Regions from separate parts of the Mus musculus genome. Here regions 2 and 3 are each linked to region 1. Evidence: chromatin contacts called from ENCODE Hi-C or POLR2A ChIA-PET data. All regions are on one chromosome and are shown on one strand. Each heading gives the region's core, a stretch centred on a gene start or an enhancer-like site at or near the end of the contact. The rest is flanking DNA. Distances are from core to core; before and after follow the strand shown.

What was found. Hi-C counts contacts between places; a loop is a spot of excess contacts on that map. ChIA-PET counts read pairs that join two places held with the same protein, here RNA polymerase II (POLR2A).
Region 2: a loop to region 1 is called in a map of gastrocnemius, with 2.3 times the contacts of the local background. The contact joins the promoter of Gck here to the promoter of Ykt6 in region 1. A Hi-C loop is called at or near these places in 1 of 37 maps with a recorded cell type or tissue (gastrocnemius). POLR2A ChIA-PET finds 5 or more read pairs at or near these places in 2 of 5 experiments (Patski and embryonic stem cell).
Region 3: POLR2A ChIA-PET joins it to region 1 with 11 read pairs in Patski. The contact joins the enhancer-like site here to the promoter of Ykt6 in region 1. POLR2A ChIA-PET finds 5 or more read pairs at or near these places in 2 of 5 experiments (Patski and embryonic stem cell).

The regions. Positions count from the first base shown.
Region 1 is chr11:5,953,644-5,957,366 of GRCm38, forward strand. It overlaps Ykt6 (YKT6 v-SNARE homolog (S. cerevisiae)), which reads left to right and starts at 2,115. Exons shown (of 7, transcript NM_019661.4): 1 at 2,115-2,361. The coding sequence starts at 2,258.
Region 2 is chr11:5,913,098-5,916,820 of GRCm38, forward strand. Gck (glucokinase) reads right to left here and starts at 2,038. Exons shown (of 10, transcript NM_001287386.1): 1 at 1,870-2,038. The coding sequence starts at 1,914. Gm11967 (predicted gene 11967) reads left to right here and starts at 2,170. Exons shown (of 2, transcript NR_166847.1): 1 at 2,170-2,299; 2 at 3,237-3,665.
Region 3 is chr11:5,998,425-6,002,147 of GRCm38, forward strand. Camk2b (calcium/calmodulin-dependent protein kinase II, beta) reads right to left here. Exons shown (of 21, transcript NM_007595.5): 4 at 2,914-2,968. Among named protein-coding and RNA genes, the nearest start is that of Ykt6, 45 kb to the left of the region's middle. Within about 2 kb of position 2,138, at least 3 of the 3 ENCODE cell types and tissues checked have a DNase peak (open chromatin) inside an H3K27ac peak, as active enhancers do.

The DNA of each region.
Region 1 (3,723 bases), core at 865-3,364:
GACATCTCAGGACTCGGGGAGGCTGGACATAAGAGCTCCACCATCCCACACCAGTGATGCTATGCTTGTCTTGTCAATGAATTATTTTTGCAAGCTTTTCTCTCCCCATACTTTCAGGTTTCTTGAACAAGGACAGAAATTTCTGGACGCTCTCCATCTGCATCACTTAATCTTTTTTCTTTTTTTCTTTTTTTCCCCGCATTTGCTCTGTCTTTGGCATCGTGATGAATAACCTTGCTTTTGAACTTGACCGCATCTGGAATCAACTGCTGGGCAGTCCTGTGAGCGCTTTGCTTGAGCAGATTAAAGGCAGCGGGAAGACCCACCTTAACTCTGGGCAGCAAGCACCTCCTGGTGGTAATTCATATGGAAGGATGTGGAAGAAGGAAACTTGGCTTGTCGCTTGCTTGCTTTTGCCTTCCCTGGCTAGGTCACCTACCCTGCCACCGCAGTATTTCTACACCTAAACCAATTTAGGGATTCAAATGTAGGCTGAAGACCAATCTCTCTAGGAATCAACCAGACTTTCAGCACAAGATTAAGTTTGCTAAGACATCCAGTCTTGTGGTTTGCTTAAATACCAGACTCTATGCTTCTCCAGTGTGAGACAGCCACTGTTGGACTACTTACACACACAGCATCCTGAAGCCAATCTAATAAGTCCTCTCTTAATATATATGTCCTATCAATTCTGTTCCTTTAGAGAACTTTAATACATGTATAATATGTTCATATACAAGCATGTATAGAAACATATATATGTGTTCATAGATATATATAGATGTAGATATACTTACATGTAGGTATGTATGCATATGACCTCTTCGGAGTAAGTTGTATACATAGTGTTCATCTATTTATGTTACTGTGTGTTAGTGTGCATGCATGCATGCACCAGAGACTTCTCTTATAAGGTCAGGGCAGTCAGTGACTGAAAGCTGGAAATAAAGATATAGTGCTCTTATCTAATCTGTAGACCTTGCTCAGATTTTAGCCTCCCTTTAAAGCTCTGCTTCTAACAGCCTCAAGGGCACCTTCGGCCTCTCATGAGGCTTGCTTCCTCTTTCTTTCTTTCTTTCTTTCTTTCTTTCTTTCTTTCTTTCTTTCTTTCTGTCATTTAACGTAATGGTGCAAATAACCATCGTCGTCATTGTTAAACATCTGCAATGAGCAGGACTTGGAATTTGATAGTTTATCACTTTTACCAACATGTCTACAAAAAAGGTATTTTTTGAGTCCAACAGATTGGGGGGGGGGGGTAACTTTTGCGGTGCGGAAGTACTGGGACCGAATTCAGGCTGGATAACAGCTGGGGAAACGCAGGGGAAAACAATGTCATTTGAAATTGATTAACAAGCTTGGCTTGGGGAGTTCGCATATCTCTAGATGAGACTTCCTGGGACCAAGGGAGGCTGGGTAAAGTCAGAGAAAAGCAGGAAGAGGTGCCAAGAGTGGCTGTAAGGGAGTTTGATAAGCATTTTGCTGTTCACATTGGAAGCCCAAGGTCTGCTTCTTGCTATCAATTTTCTTAATCCACATCTCTTTCTGCAAGGTCACTATCCTGGTAATTTTGTACAACTTTGGATAAAGAGGCTTTCTTCAGAAATGGTTCTCCGTCTGCCGCCTGTGGAGCCATGGTGTCAGTGCAGGTGAATATAGCTGACACCTCTGGCCGCCTGGCTTGTCGAACAAGTGTGTCCAAGCTGAGTGGCCATAGCCAGTGACGTTTCTGATTTTTATTATTGCAAGAGAAAGGATGAAGGGCCTTTCTTTTAGTCGTCTGTACTTGGGACACCCAGGGAAGAGGTTGGGTAGCCTGGTGCTGTTACACATAGAATGCAACAAAAGTATAGAGTGGGGACAGCTACGGGTTGTTTTTCTAGCAGAATGGGGAAAAAAGAGCGATGGTACGGCACAGCACTCCCCACCGGCAGCCAGGGTCCGCGCGACAGCCCGGAAGGGAACCTGCGCCAAGGCACTGCCACGCAGGCGGAGACCGAGCCTCCTGGCGCCGACCCGGGCGGACGCGGGCGCGCCCCGCCGCTTAGCTACCCGTCCGCGCACGCGCGTACCCTGCCTTCGGGCCTCCGAGGAGCGGCTGGAGCAACTCGCCACCGGAACCGGAAGTGGGCCTTACTCTAGGAGGAAGAAGCCGGCCGGGCCCCGTCAGGAGGCGGCCGCCGCTGTTCTGAGGGACTGTGGCCGCGCTCCTGGGAGCGGGTCTGGGGCTCAGCCGGCGGCCCGAAGGTGCGGCGCCATGAAGCTGTACAGCCTTAGTGTCCTTTACAAAGGCGATCCGAAAGCGGTGCTGCTCAAGGCCGCGTACGACGTGTCTTCCTTTAGTTTCTTCCAGAGGTCCAGGTAAGTGGGCCGGGCCCGGGTGGCTGGACCCGGAGTCCAGGGAGTCGAGTCTCTCGAAGGGCGAGCACGGCTTTGGCCTCCCTCGGGCGGCAGGCTGTACCTGAGGAGTCGTTAGCAACCCTGGGAAAGGGCTCTGCCCTACGCGGTATTGCCCAGTTGTAGAAAGATTGGAAGGCCATTGATTACAGACGCGCTGCCAACTGTTCTGATCTGGGATCTCCGGACTCAGAAATAAGTATGTTGACTACGCCTCGCACCCTGTGATTTAACCAGTGTTTGGTGTCTTAACCTTTGTATTTCGTCGTTGCCAGTGGTTCTCACCTTCCTTGCGCTGCGACCCTTTAGTACCGTTTCTCATGTTGAGGGAACCCTCCCACCCCCAACCATAAAATTATTTTCGTGGCTACTTCATAACTGTAATTTTGCTACTGTTATGCATATGTATTTTTGGAGATTGAGGTTTGCCAAAGGGGTTGCAGCCCACAGTTTGTGAAAGTCGCTGGTCAAAGCTCTTTCCAGAAGTTCTGTATGGAGGTGTTTCTTTTATGAGTAAAATCGTTGATTCCTCAAGGATTGGGAGTCAGGGGTCAAACTCATTCTTTTTAGTGTTTGGGCCTTGATTATCAGGAAGGGTCCACACTGGTAGCTAGGCAGGAACCACTGGATTTGTATTGCTTGTAGGCATGTAAAGGATTGTGGGGTGCTTTAATTGTAAGCTGCACAGATACCCAGTCTTGTGGGAGTGACTCAGACACAAAAGGAAAAGGGCCCAACAGGGTAGGACCTGTGGTCATCTTGACTCAACGTCTGGGGAAATCTGCTTGTTCAGGTTGTGTCTCAGCTTTTGATGGTTCTAATGACTTCATATAAGTGGGATATATAGTAGTTGGCTTTTTGTGTCCCACTGATTTTACTAAGCAGAATGACCCCAAGGTTGACCTATGTTTCTGCAGATACCAAATTTTTCTCCCCTTTAAAATATATACAGTATTGAGTTTTATGTAAACACTATGTTTTGTTTATGTATCCATCCGCTGATGGACATGAGTTGCTGTGGATTATAGTTATGTGAATAGTGTTTGCCAAGGGGTTGGAAGGTAGCTTGAGTGGAGAAATAGTTCATTCAGGAGACTGCTTGCTGCATGAGGGGCCTGGGTTTGATCCCAAATACATCAAAAGGAAAAACAAACAAACCAACCAACCAACCTCTGGGTGTCCTGACACATGCTTGTACTTTCAAAGCTAGGGAAACAGAGACAAGGTGATGGGGCTCAGGGCCTGATGACTGACCCGCTGGGGATCATGGCGCCTGATGACTGACCCGCTGGGGATCATGGCGCCTGATGACTGACCCGCTGGGGA
Region 2 (3,723 bases), core at 788-3,287, 41 kb before region 1:
AACCCTGGGGAGAGGCTTCACAGCCCTCAGGCTGCGGGTTTGGGAGGGGAAATGGGCATTGTGTCAGTCTTAACAGCCTCTGTGCATTGTGCACATGAGCAAGGATTGTGGGCCAGGCCTATCGTGGGTATCCCTGGGACACTCCATATTCCTGAATCATTCCAAGACAATCCAGGGTTGCTAAACACACACTCTACAACCCACCCCCACAAAGCCACGGTGTGCAGAGCCTACAGAGCCAAGAGTGCGGAGCTGGGTTGTAAGCAGAAGCCTGGACTCGGAGCCGACACTCGCCCATTGGGATCCTTCCTGCAGGACTTCAGGAGCTGGCTTTGGCAGGTGTCCAGTTAGCCATTCTCACGTGTCTCTAGAAGTACCTCGTGCTGCAGGGAGACCCTGGTAGCTCACTAGATTCTCTTGTGGGCCTTGTCTGAAAAGTCACAGGACACATAACCAAGGTTCATGGCCACGAGCAAACATAGGGCTTTTCCTGTGGGAGGACTCCCTTCTCCTGAGTCCCCTGAAGAGCACTGGCAGGTTTCCTGAGCTGATGCCAGTTCTAGCCAGTGTGCTCTGTGGTGTGTGGGATGTTAGAGAAGAGCTGAGAGCATTTGCTGTCTGTCTGTTTGTCTGTCTGTCTGTCTATCTGTCCAAGCACAGTACCACACGAGGCCAGTGCTCACGGAGAGTCACGGAAGAGAATTACATGACAGTAGAGTTGAGTTGGGTGGTGAGGCAAGGAAGTGGGTGTCAGGGTGGGCTGAGGGGTGCAGCTCCTCACTTTCCTAGAAAGTGAGGAAGTTGCATAGAGGGGAGAAAGGAGTCACCCCGACAACCACGAGAAGGCTAGAGACGCCTGGCTACAGAATGCGGACTTCTTGAGACAGGGTGGAACTGGGTGGCATTAGGCTGTCTCCAGAATCTGTGTACTGTGACAGTGCACACAGGACAGAGATGTGGTAAGGTCTAGAGAACATACAGACATCTGGTGACAGCTTGGTCTAGGGGGTTTAGGAAGAGACACACTAGGAGGATCACATGGACGAGCCTGAGCAGCTGCAGCAGGGATCCACTGGGATTAGGCATCCTGGGAAACCAATCTAAGCAACCCATCTGCCTGCACATAGCTGCCTCAAGTATGTATGGCTGGCTGTGTGCAGACACAGTTCAGGGAAACAGTGGGGAAACAAGCCCTTAGCATGGAGATGTTCTTATACAAGTCTGGATTAGGTCACAGGGAACTAATAGCAAAAGTGGGAGGGATAGAGCTGGCAGGGTCAGATCCCTGAGCACACTCTGATTGCCCACCTTATAATGCAGGAAAAAAAGAAGACACCATCAAGTGCTGTGTTTACCATCTTAGCAGTGGGAGAGGTAGCCCCAGGGAACTGTAGACCCCAGAGGATCTGGACAAGGGCCATAGCAGCCTACAGACAAAAGCCACAGTTCTGAAGGTCCAGAGACAGTGTCAGCACCTGCATGTCCAGTCTTAGCCTGGATCCTCTTTTCCAAGGTCCTATGGTGGCTTTATACAAAGGAGTGAGTGGCCCTAGGTCAGCCATCCACATACTTCTGGAGAAGAAAGCCCCACACTCTACTGAGTACAGCCATGAGGTGCCCCTTAGAGATGAGCAGCACTCAGAAAACATCCCGAGGCTAGGCACTGTCATTCCAGAAACAAGCCCTGGTGGACTCCTCAAGAGCTGGACAATCGTAGCACCAATGAGAAGGGATACAGGGAAGAAGGGACAAATCCAGGTCTCCTACAGGATCGCACTCATCCTTGAACCAATCCCTCTCTCCAACCTGAGCATGCTGCCCTCCAGGTCTCCCCCAATTCAAGGCCTTTGGCCTGTGAGGGGCCCTTACCAGAGTCAACGACTGGGCTCCCCTCCTTGTAGTATCCACAGCCATCTGAGGATAAGCAGGGGTCGTTGGGGAAGTAGAGATGTTCCTGACTCCCGAGGCCACCTGCTGTGGGTGAGGACTGTCTGGCTGAGTGTTGCAAAAGACAGGCAGCCAAGGACTTCTGCACTAATGGGTCAGTCTGAGAGGTGGCTCCTAAAATACCCTGCCTACTGCCACGGGGTCAGGGACAGGGCCAGGGCCAGGACAAAGAACCACGTGGGATCAGGTTTGACAAAGGCCACAGGGACAGGGCTATGAGACAGGCTACCATGTTCTCTGAACACTGGTTGGAGCTGCTGTGGAGAGGTTGATGAAGTGGCTGGAGCTAGCCCACTCACATGCCCCCTTCCAGACTTGTTACAGAAGATGATGATCGGATGCTTTGAAACAGGTAGGCACGAGGAGCTGTGTGAGCCAGTGAGGCTTCAGACTTGTGGGTAGTGGAGATCCTCATGGGGTTTCACCTATGGAGGGTTGGCTATGCACAGCCACACAGTCTGGGGCTCCACCATAGAACTTGGCTGGGAAGGAGAAGCTGGAGGAAGGAAGGAAGGAAGCCAAGCGTTTGTGGAAGGGAGAGTTTGGTCACGGCATGGACTGGGGCAGATGGGAAGGACATCTGTGCACATACAAGCTGGAGAAGATTCAGGTCCTCTGGCTTCCCTGACACCCCCTCCCCTGCAAGTAAAACAATTTTTTTTTTTAACTATTGTGGAATCTTCTTAAATTTCCTTTAACCCAAACAGCAAGAAATAGAATAGAAGAGGCCGTTAAATTTTGTGACAGCAATGCTCAGGACATTCTGGGCTCTTCTACGGGGTTCAGACACCTCCTAGACCTTTCTTTGGGTTTGGCCAGGAGTGACCCCAACATACTCTGCACTTGCTGGCATTTCCAAGCCCTGCTAAAATTAGCTGCCACTGGCAAGTATGACAGGGTACATAGGGTGCCTGTCAGAATGCCAGGTTTTCCCAAGATTGGCCAGTATGGTCACCCCTTGACACGATTGATCACTTTCCCAAAATAGAGCAAAGCTGGCCTCACCAGACCTCATATGACAAGCCTCTGACTACCCAACCCCTGGCTCTGAGCCCCTTTTGCTTTGGGGGTTGAGCTCATGCCTGAATTTGGGGTGGCTGGTCTTGGAGCTGCCTGGGAGCCTTGCTCCCATCTCCTGGGCAAGTCACAGGAGAGGAAGAGGAAGAGGAGGATAGAGGAGGAGGAGGAGGAGGAGGAGGCAAATCTTCAAGCTCTAATCTCTGGGAGGTGGGAGGAAGGGTGTGAACCAATGCAAAGCCAGAGACAAACGGAGCGGATTTCTGTCTCAGCCAGACTGCGCATGAGCAGCAAGCATCCTCCCAGAACATGTCCCAGGGCGTGGTCTCTTTCCAGTCACTGCACCTTTGAGGGAAGAATGGGATCTAGTTGGCTAAGCACCCAGGACAACTCTGGCAACTCACCGCCCCCCCCTGTGAATCCACCTCGTCCAGGAGTACCATTCTGCAGTAAGGACACGTAGCTCGATGTTCTTCCTACACTCAACAGTCACGACTGGAGAGGAGGGGACAGGACAGAAGGTGCCTTAGGGATGAGATCTCATGATGGACGCACAGGACATGGAAAGCTGCATGAACACTGTGTCTGCTTGGATTTGGAGAAAAACAGAGCCTTGCAGCCATGAGTTAGAGCATTTTCCCATCTTCATCTTTCATTTGATAGAGGGAGTGAGTAAACTGAAGGAACCATTTTCTGTCCTAGTTGGTGACCTTCCACCTCCTTTTTTCTCCTCTCATGTGTATGCAAGCATGCGTGTGT
Region 3 (3,723 bases), core at 888-3,387, 45 kb after region 1:
CCATGACCACCACAGTAATCACCACCACTGCCATCATGACCACCACAGTCATTGCCACCACTGCCACCATGACCACCACAGTCATTAATTACCACCACTGCCACCATGACCACCACAGTCATTGCCATCACTGTCACCATGACCACCATAGCCACCACCATCACTGTCACCATGACTACCACAGTCATCACCATCACCACCACCATGACCACCACAGTCACCACCATCATCATGACCACCACAGTCATCGCCATCACTGTCACCATGGCCACCATAGCCACCACCATCACTGTCACCATGACCACCACAGTCATCACCATCACTGTCACCATGGTCACCACAGTCATCACCATCACCGTCACCACTTCCTCCATCACTGTTCTCATGCCATCTTCATTATATCACCATGACCATCACCATAGCTGCCATCATCACTAACACCTCATCATTGCTACTGCCACCAATGCTACTGTTACCTTCACCATTGTCATCGCTGCTACCATCTCACCACCATGACTACCATCACCATTCCATCACCATACCATCATTACCATCATCTCCATCCTTACACACACACCCCAATAGTGACAACTTATCAAAGGCATACTCGTTCACCATCATGGAATGCTTCCTTCTTCACACCTGTTTCCCGAGAAAACTGAGTTTCTTTACACCTAAGTGGGCTTCACACGTAAGCACATGAGTTTGCAGAGCCAGGGCTTCCCAGGGTTACACCCAGCTTTGTGAACCTTAATCCTAGGTCTGAGACTATCTGGCTCCCCCTATTCAATGCTCTGCTCTCTTGAGCCAGATCTGGGCCATCACAGAGTGGATTTAGTGCCTGTATCTGGCCTCCATGGTGGGCTGAGGGCTTGAAAGACTTGAATTCCTGTCCCCATGAAACCATAGACAACATAGGTAGTGTACTCTGCCCACACACCCTCCTGCCCTTTGTCTCTGTCCATACATCAAATGCCCATGGCAAAGCAACACTGTAAATGTGTGGTTTGCACATATGTGGACCAGGAGAGTCTGTCCAGCAGTAGCCCATGTAAGGGGCTGTTATCCCCAGTGCTGTGTGATCGACAGTTTGAGTCTTGACACAAAATTCTTGAACCAGGCTTTGAAAACTCAAGTCTGGGCAGAAAAAATGGTGTAAGGCCAATGTATCTTGGTGCAAAACTGTAGTTCAAAGGATAGCCTTGGTTTGCCAGATCTGTGCCAGGGCAAGGCTCCCTGAGTTACTGCATGTGTTCAGGCACTGATGCTTTGGTGTGTGGGCACCAGGGTCATCTCTTGGTCCAGAGTCACGGGACAGGAAGCTGGGCCTCTACTGAGCTGGATGCCATGCGCGGTCACTGTTGCAAGCTCTGCTCTGTAACTTCCATGGTGTGTATCGGCCACCTCCCCAAACCTGCAGGGCTCTCAGCTGACAAGGCCTTGAGGCCTACTGGGGGGCTACCAAACCACCTCAGAACCTGCAACCCTGGAGGCTCTGGAGGTATGGGGGGAGGATATTTAGACCTTCTGTCCAGACCCACCTCCTCAGTCTCTCCCTGCAGCTGTCTGCCTGGCATGTGCTGAGAGGTCTGAGAGATAAATGTGTCACATATACACATCCCTCCCTCCCCCACCCTCTCTTTCCTTCTTGGCTCCTGAAACAAGTGCAGCCATCCACTGGTCATCATGACCACCCTCAGCCCACAGACCTCTGTTTCTTGAGAAGAAGGGTGGTAAAGGTGATTTTGGGGCACACAGGGGGAAAGAGAGCCCACCCCACCTCAAGCCACAGGACTGGTGTCTCAGCCCAGATTCAATCAGACTGCAGCCTGTTATCTAGCAGATCACTCTAGGCAGGGTCTTGTGGCTCACACAGGGGTAGCTGAGAAGTAAACAAACCCCATGCAGGGGCAGCCTAGCTCTTCACCGGAAGATGCTACAAGGCAGAGGATGCTAAGGCCTGCATGCCCAACGGCCCAGACATCTGTCAGGCTGTTTGAGGGAGGAAGGGCTAAGAGGTGGCCCTAGGAAGGCTCCTCCTGTTCCCATTCAGCCTGTTGCTCAAGGGCAGCCAGAGGGCATGGGGTAACCATGGTAACGGTACCAGAGCCAGGTTTCCCTGGCTGTGCAGTCTGGAGGCCACCAGGACAAGCCAAAGCCCCTGGGCCCCCACCCAGCCCAGGGTCCTGCAGCAGCCCTGATTCACAGACAGCTAAATATAGTGCTGCTTAGCAGGGGCTGCCAAGAGTAAAGGGAGATGAGATCATCGCTTCTAAATCCGGCAGGAAGTGAGAGGCGGAGTTGGCCCCGAACGCCTTCTCACTCAGCTACTGCACACACACACACTCATGCAAGCACACACACACACTCATGCAAGCACACACACACACACACACACACACACACACACACACACACACACAGAGGCCTGTATCTCCAAAACATACCCAATCACACTTCGAAAACAGACATGCATGTACACTCATGGACTTTACACAAAGCATCTCTGTGCTTGCTCTAAGCTCTACACATATGCATGCACATGCATCCTTCCACCCTCACTTACAAACACGCATGCTCACATCAGCTAGCTGCGCCCCCAACCCAGCATGGCAGGCCTCAGAATGGAGGGAAGTGAATGGCTGCTCTCCCTGGTCTTCCCTCCACTGTCCCAACCGACAGGTTTTCTGCAGAGTTGGCGTCCTCAGCATGTCACACTCAGACTGGGTAAAAACCCATGCACAGCCATATCAGCGCTGGCTAGGCTGCGTGTGGCTGGGAATGAGGTGACCCCTGCAGAGGTGCACTCGGAGTGTCCTGATGTGGGGACAGGCCTGCTCCTGAATCTGAAGAGGCTGTGGGCCCCATGCTGGGAGTGAAAGAAAGGTGAGGGTCCTTGGATTTGGCACTTACAGATCGAAGACCAGGTAGTGGAAGCCCTCTTCAGAGATGCTGTCATGGAGGCGTACTGCAGGGACAGAGAAGTCGTGAGGAGCAGGAGGTAGCCCAGGATATTCCCTACTGCCCACCGCCACCCTGTCAGGGCCCACCCAGCACCCGTGCTGCACGCCTGGGGCAGGGAACTTGTCTCTGTGGCCCACAGGGTCTCCCCCAAGACAAGATGGCTGCCTGGGTCTGGGGGAAGATATGAGCTGACTTGAGGTGCTGCATGCTGAGCCTGAGGGAGCATCACGGAGCCCTGAGGGAGCACCATAGAGCCCTGAGGGAGCACCATGGAGCCCTGAGGGAGCACCATGGAGGTCTAGGCAGCACCTTGCCCTTCCACTGGCCCCTTTCTGTTCTCCTATTTCCCCTACCATCGGGAAACACAGCAAAGGCTCACTGCTGAGCCCTAACAGGAGCCATGTCTTCAAGGGAGAGGTTTCTGCAAGAAACAAACCGATTTTCCTGTCCTCAGCAGGACAGGGCCTCCACTGAGAAAGATTACCAGGTGAGGTATATTTCAGAGGCTCAGACAGTTTCCCTCTCTCTGGCCCTATTACCACACCAGTTGCTGAACTTGTATTCAGTCCTGTCTGGCCTGGGCTGGGGCTGATGGGCTCTGAGGAATGATGGCGATGGTGGGAGGGAGCTGCCAGGTCTCGGCTTGGGGCTGCACTCTGCACCAAGCAGTAAAGATTTTCTAGGAATGAGTCACTCTGGGCCCTGCTCTCCCACCTGCAGATCCTGCCCTTTGCTAGAACAGCAATGCATGCCAGGGCT